Regions from separate parts of the Homo sapiens genome. Here region 1 is linked to region 2. Evidence: read pairs that join two places in POLR2A ChIA-PET (ENCODE). Cell type or tissue: K562. All regions are shown on one strand. Links, peaks and the distances in the headings refer to the core of each region. The heading gives the core; the rest is flanking DNA. Region 1 overlaps SPRED2 (sprouty related EVH1 domain containing 2). Region 2 has its middle 51 kb from the start of ACTR2.

Evidence for each region. Peaks named below come from ENCODE experiments on the same cell type or tissue, not always from the same donor. Only the 100,000 strongest peaks of a DNase experiment are listed, where the experiment ranks them.
Region 1: POLR2A ChIA-PET joins it to region 2 with 5 read pairs; 5 of 35 experiments call an interaction of 5 or more read pairs at or near these places.

The regions. Positions count from the first base shown.
Region 1 is chr2:65,327,674-65,330,589 of GRCh38, reverse strand. All of the region lies in intron 4 of SPRED2 (sprouty related EVH1 domain containing 2), which reads left to right. Among named protein-coding and RNA genes, the nearest start is that of ACTR2, 100 kb to the right of the region's middle. In K562, for the core only: no CTCF peak of the experiment used is centred there; no DNase peak of the experiment used is centred there.
Region 2 is chr2:65,277,450-65,280,365 of GRCh38, reverse strand. No RefSeq gene overlaps it. Among named protein-coding and RNA genes, the nearest start is that of ACTR2, 51 kb to the right of the region's middle. In K562, for the core only: no CTCF peak of the experiment used is centred there; a DNase peak (open chromatin) is centred at 1,565.

The DNA of each region.
Region 1 (2,916 bases), core at 123-2,622, 50 kb before region 2:
TACCACCGTGGTGGGGATGTTGATAATGGGGGACTTTGCATGTGTGGGGACAGGGGAAATCTCTACTTTCCACTCGGTTTTGCTGTGAAACTAAAACTGCTCCAAAAAAAAAGTCTAATAAAAATAATTTTTAAAAGAAATAAGGCATTTTCCTGTGTAAACACACCACCATTACGATCCCTTAGAAAATTAATAAGAATTTCATAATGTCATCTAATATCCACTTCATAGTTCCCCAGTTGTCCCAGGAGTGTCTTTTGTAAGCTGGTTTTTATTTTATATTTTAATATATTGGGTGCAACCCATTAAACTTGTCTCCCATTGTACTCATGGTTTGCAACTGGTGATTTGAAAAACCATTACCTTGGGAATACAAAGGTATGTGAGCCATGGCTCCAACCCTCAAAGAGATCACAAGATGGTTTGCAGAAATGAGACTGACCCATGAGAGGCTTACAGACTGTGAAAAGTAGTCTGGTTGAGAGATGAGGGAGGGGCATGGGATCAAAAAAGTCCTCGCTGGGGGTGAGGCTGGACTGAACCTCTCAGTTGCATTTGAACGGGGTTCAAGAAGGGGCTTTGAGAACTGGGAGCCACAGGGGCAAAGGTGGAAGCAGGGGTTTGCGTGGTGCATAGCCTGATCATTGCCGACCCAACCTGACTTGAACTGAGTGTGCAGAGGGGGTTTCAGGAAATGAACTCAGTTGTCCTTCCTTGGATTGGCTGGTGTGATATAGCTCCCAACAGACTTCCTATAGTGCTCCGAGCAGATCCTCTCAACAGTTGGCATGTTGCTTACATCTGTTCCTTTGTCACGTTTTGAGAGACAAACAACAGCAGGCGGGTTAAAAGGTGGCTTCCTGTGCTCCAGAGCAAACCTGTCATTCGCAGCTGCTTCCCAGCTACCTGCCAGAAGTGATTTATAGAATCAGAAGAGGGTGAGAGGGAAAGGGATGATGGAAGCCAGAATCCCTCCTGGTTTTGTCCTTTAATCCACGGGGGATCCATGTGCTACTCTAGGCTAACACCAAATGCCTGGAAGAAAGTTTAGGAGCAGCCCTGCTGCTTCCGGGCACTTGCAGACTCACTGCAGAAAGAGCACCACTTAATTTCTTGTATTCTGTATAGACCCTGGTGTCTGCGATCAATTGCCTTCATTCCATTTGTTTACAAACAAGGACCTATTAACAATAGTACCTCCTTTCCCTAGAAAAGCCCAGTAATTAGGCCATTGACTCTTAGGAACACACTCCATCAGGGCTTACAAACCAGGTCCCCCTTCATTTATGAGCTCCCTGTCATTAGATTTTCTGTCCTGAGATAATGAAATGTCTGGAACCTAGAGCCAGGGACATGAGCACTGCTTTAGCTCACATGTGGTCCACAGCTTCCCAGAGTGGGGTTGTGTTCTAAAACTTACTGGTAAGACAGATATTTAGAACTTGGAACTCAGCGCAGTTGTGTCTAATGACATCCCAGCCCCCTCCCATCCACCTCAGGTGTTGTCTAAGGCATGGATAGAGCACATAGTTAAAACCAAAGCACCAAGACAATGTTGGTTTTGTCCTAGATGGGCTTTTGGGTATTTGCAAGTTGAGTTTCTTTTCATTCTTAAGTGGAAAAATGAATTTGTTGAATTTTGTACTTATCAAGGTTTCATTTGCAGAAGTAAAAGGGCACAGAATACAACATCTTCCTTTTCTTGAAGAGTTTTTTTCTACCTACTCTATCCCCAGCAAACATTAAAGCTGAGGGCAGATCTACCAGTGTTGTAATGAATGGAGTTCATTGACTGGCTTTCTAAGTGTTTTCTTAAAGGTGAGGTGGCATGTGATCCCTGTGTTTGGAGTCTGAAGAGAGGCCTCCATTCTAAACTGGATTCTCCTTTTAGTTAGCTGTGCTTTGGACTCAAAACCTTCTTGGGATGAACATATTTCTTTTGAGTCTCCATTCACTGGCCCAAGGGGAGGGGAAGGAAAGGGACAGTGATGTGGAACCATTACTGTCCCTGGCATTTTGCACTGGACTCCTGGATACGTGACTGCATTTGGTCCTCACAGCTACCCTGTGAGTACAGATCGACACTTCCATTTTTGCACATAAAGCCACCACAGCTCAGCGAGATGAAGTGACTTGTCCTCAGTTCCACACTCTGCTGTCCCAGAATGCAAGCCCGTAAACTGCTTGCTGCCTTTCAGAGAAGCTTAAGAAAAGGAAATCGTTATCCAACTAAGTTTCAGTACATTTTACATGGTCAGTATACCAGATTCCTTTTATTGCAGAAAAGCTGCCTAAACGATGTGCATTTAAACTGGTACATTGGCTTAAGACCTCAGCCATCTCTTTGCTGGAGGTCTGAGGTTCCCCTGTCCCTACTTGAAAGCCCCAGTCTCATTTTAGAAGATCAGTTGATCAAAAATATTTTCTGGTGTCATTATCTTTAGCATTAAGGGATTGGGGCAGAGGAGGGAAGGGGTGACAAGTAAAAGAGAAAATAGTTTGAAAATATAAATTACTTCTACAAAGTTTAGTGAAACTGATTTATGGTGGGTAAGAAAAGCAAAAATGGGCCGGGCACAGCGGTTCATGCCTGTAATCCCAGCACTTTGGGAGGCCAAGGTGGGCGGATCACGAGGTCAGCAATTCAAGACCAGCCTGGCCAACATGGTGAAACCCCATCTCTACTAAAAATACAAAAATTAGCCAGGCATGATGGCGGGCCCCTGTAATCCCAGCTACTCCGGAGGCTGAGGCAGGAGAATCGCTTGAACCTGGAAGGCGGAGGTTGCAGTGAGCCGAGACCGCACCATTGCACTCCAGCCTGGGCGACAGAGCGAGACTCCGTCTCAAAAAAAAAAAAAAAAAAAAAAAAAAAAGAAAGAAAGAAAAGAAAAGCAAAGATGTTTTGGGAGGGCA
Region 2 (2,916 bases), core at 219-2,718:
CAGTGGCGCAATCCCGGCTCACTGCAAGCTCTACCTCTCGGGTTCACGCCATTCTCCTGCCTCAGCCTCCCGAGTAGCTAGGACTACAGGCGCCCGCCACTATGCCCGGCTATTTTTGTGTATCTTTTAGTAGAGACGGGGTTTCACTGTGTTAGCCAGGATGGTCTCGATCTCCTGACCTCGTGATCAGCCCGCCTCGGCCTCCCAAAGTGCTGGGATTACAGGTGTGAGACACCGCGCCCGGCCATGAACTGATTTTTTAAAAAATCATCACCAAGTTAAACCTGACAGATCTTCTCCAAACTAATTTAACACATATACATGACAAAACCTGCAAAAAAAAATCCTTGGCTCCCACAGGAGCTGGCCCCCAAGCCCTTCACAAGAACAGCTGCACAAGGCTAACACTTCCAACTACGGCATACAATTTGGCTTAGTAATCCTTGGTGCATTTGATATTGAGATATTTAGCAGCCTACTAAAATGCCCGCCACTCCTACTTTTTAAAGGTATTTGTTTGGTTCCGTCTAAATGACCATTAAGATACTGAGAAAACCCATCTTTGAGGTTTGGGAAGCCCTGACAAATCTTTTTTATTTTAAAAACATTGAATTGTGCCAGGCGCGGTGGCTTACGCCTGTAATCCTAGCACTTTGGGAGGCTGAGGCAGGCAGATTACTGAGGTCAGGAGTTCAACACGAGCCTGGCCAACATGGTGAAACCCCGTCTCTACTAAAAATACAAAAAAAAAGTTAGCAAAAATACAAAAAAAAGGCGCAGTGGTGCGTGCCTGTAATCCCAGCTACTCGGGAGGCTGAGGCAGGAGAATCGCTTGAACCCAGGAGGCGGAGGTTGCAGTGAGCTGAGATCACATCACTGCACTCCAGCCTGGGCTACAGACCGAGACTTTGTCTCAAAATACAAACAAACGAACGAACAAAAAACTCGTTGAATTGTGAAGGTTGCCATGCAGCAACCAGTCCAGTTACTCTAAAATACTGCCTTACTCAAGAGAGGCTTTCATAGTTATCAGTATATTCACTTCTTTTAAACCACATTTTCTTAAAAAGTGAATTATTTTCCACGAGATTATCAAACTGTTGAATCTTGTCATGGGAAACTAAAGGCAAATTAGCAATGATCTTATGGTAAAACTTGCTAGATATATTTTTCCTTTTTTTTTTTTTTTGCATGTGAGACTGAGAACAGATACTATTTTAAAACAATTTATATGTCGGCCTTGATGTGTCTAAACATCCAGAAACAATAAGAGGACTCTGTTTCCAGGACTCTTTAAAACCAAGCCAGTCGCCCCACTCTTCAGTTGCTTTGTTCTTGGTATTCCCATTCCATGTGAAAACATTTAATCCAGGTCCTAACCCTCAACTATCCCATGAGTATGTGAATTACAGATTCTTGCACATCTGAAGTACTTTCTTGTGGCTTTTTGGGGTTTTGCTTTGTTTTGTTTATCCTACACAACTTCCTTCCTTCCTTCCTACACTCAGCTCCCCAGGGCTTTTAGAGATAGGCTAACCACTAATCATGTCCTCTTGCTGCAGTGGGACAGGAGACCCAGATCCAGGCTCCTCCCTCTGCTCCTGGCTCGAGGAGGATGTAAGCAATAATGGCCATCTCAAACAACACTGCTATTCACAGCATGGAGATCTGGGAAACATCCTTGAATTCAGATAGTGAAATTAGCTGCTTTTAAAGTAACACACAGCTGTTCTGCATGGAAGCGTTGTTACCGTCTCCCAGGCGGTAACTTGCATGTTTTAGCCTCTACGGTCGGCCTCCCATTAGGTGGTCCCCTCTGAAGACAGCTGGTCTGAGAGCTAGCTCATGTAGTCGCCATTCTCAGAACGTTCCCAAAACACAGGACAAGTTCTTAGCAGATGTAGGTGATTCAAATGCTTCCCCTCCCCAAGTGTTCTTCTCAAGGGCCACTTGGATTCCAGGGGCCACTGCTAACCTTAGTAACTGTCATTCTTTCCATTTCTTGCCTTCCTCTTGCAAGTGGAGAGTTTATAAACTCCACTGACTCATTTATGAAGCTCTGAGCCAAATCCGGGGCCTTGGACCACAGTGTACACCTGCTGGTCAAAAATTAAACCTACCAAGGGGAAAAAAGCCTCAACTGATCACTCCTAAAAGTGGGACAAGCTCCTCTGGATCCAAATGCCTGTAGCCAACACTCCTTTCACTCGTTCACTCCCAGAGCTTCCACTTAAGTTTCTTCATGGAAATGGTTTGCTATCAACAGAAGAGCAAGCCCTTGTGGGCACTTCATATCAAAGCACTTTTCAAATGGCACTTGGGACGCCAACCACTCCAGGCTTGGGGCACTTGACTCACTGAGTTAAATTAAGGCACACAAAGGACAAGTGCTTTTCCCAAGGCCTGTGATGAGGCGCAGGGTCAAGACAGCCTCCTAAACTGATCAAGGCTTTGAAATAGGACAGGGCTCAATGACCACCACACAGAGCCATCAATGGGTGTTGGAAAAGCAACGGTTGTATAGTCAGGAAGATGCTTGAGCCCCACTCTGGCTCTACAGCTTCTTAGCTCTGAGTCTTTGTTCTTGTTACTTTACCTCTTAAGTCTCAGTCTCCTCATCTACAAAGTGGTGATAATTCCTACTTGCATTAAGTGAGAATGCTGGCAAATGCTTAAGGTACAGTGCCTGGCACTTCACAGACACTCATAAATGGTGACCTTACAGCTTTGTCGTGTCCTCGCTGTTGTTCTCATTGCTTCCTTTTTAGCTCTCTTAATTAACGTAGGGTCTGAAGACCATGGTTGGCTCTGCCCGCAGAAAGTCAAGGAACTTTAAAAGTTCAATAAACACGTTTGAGATGCATTCTTGTTCTCCAAAAGGCAGTAAACCAAGGCAGAAAAATGCACCCCTTTTCC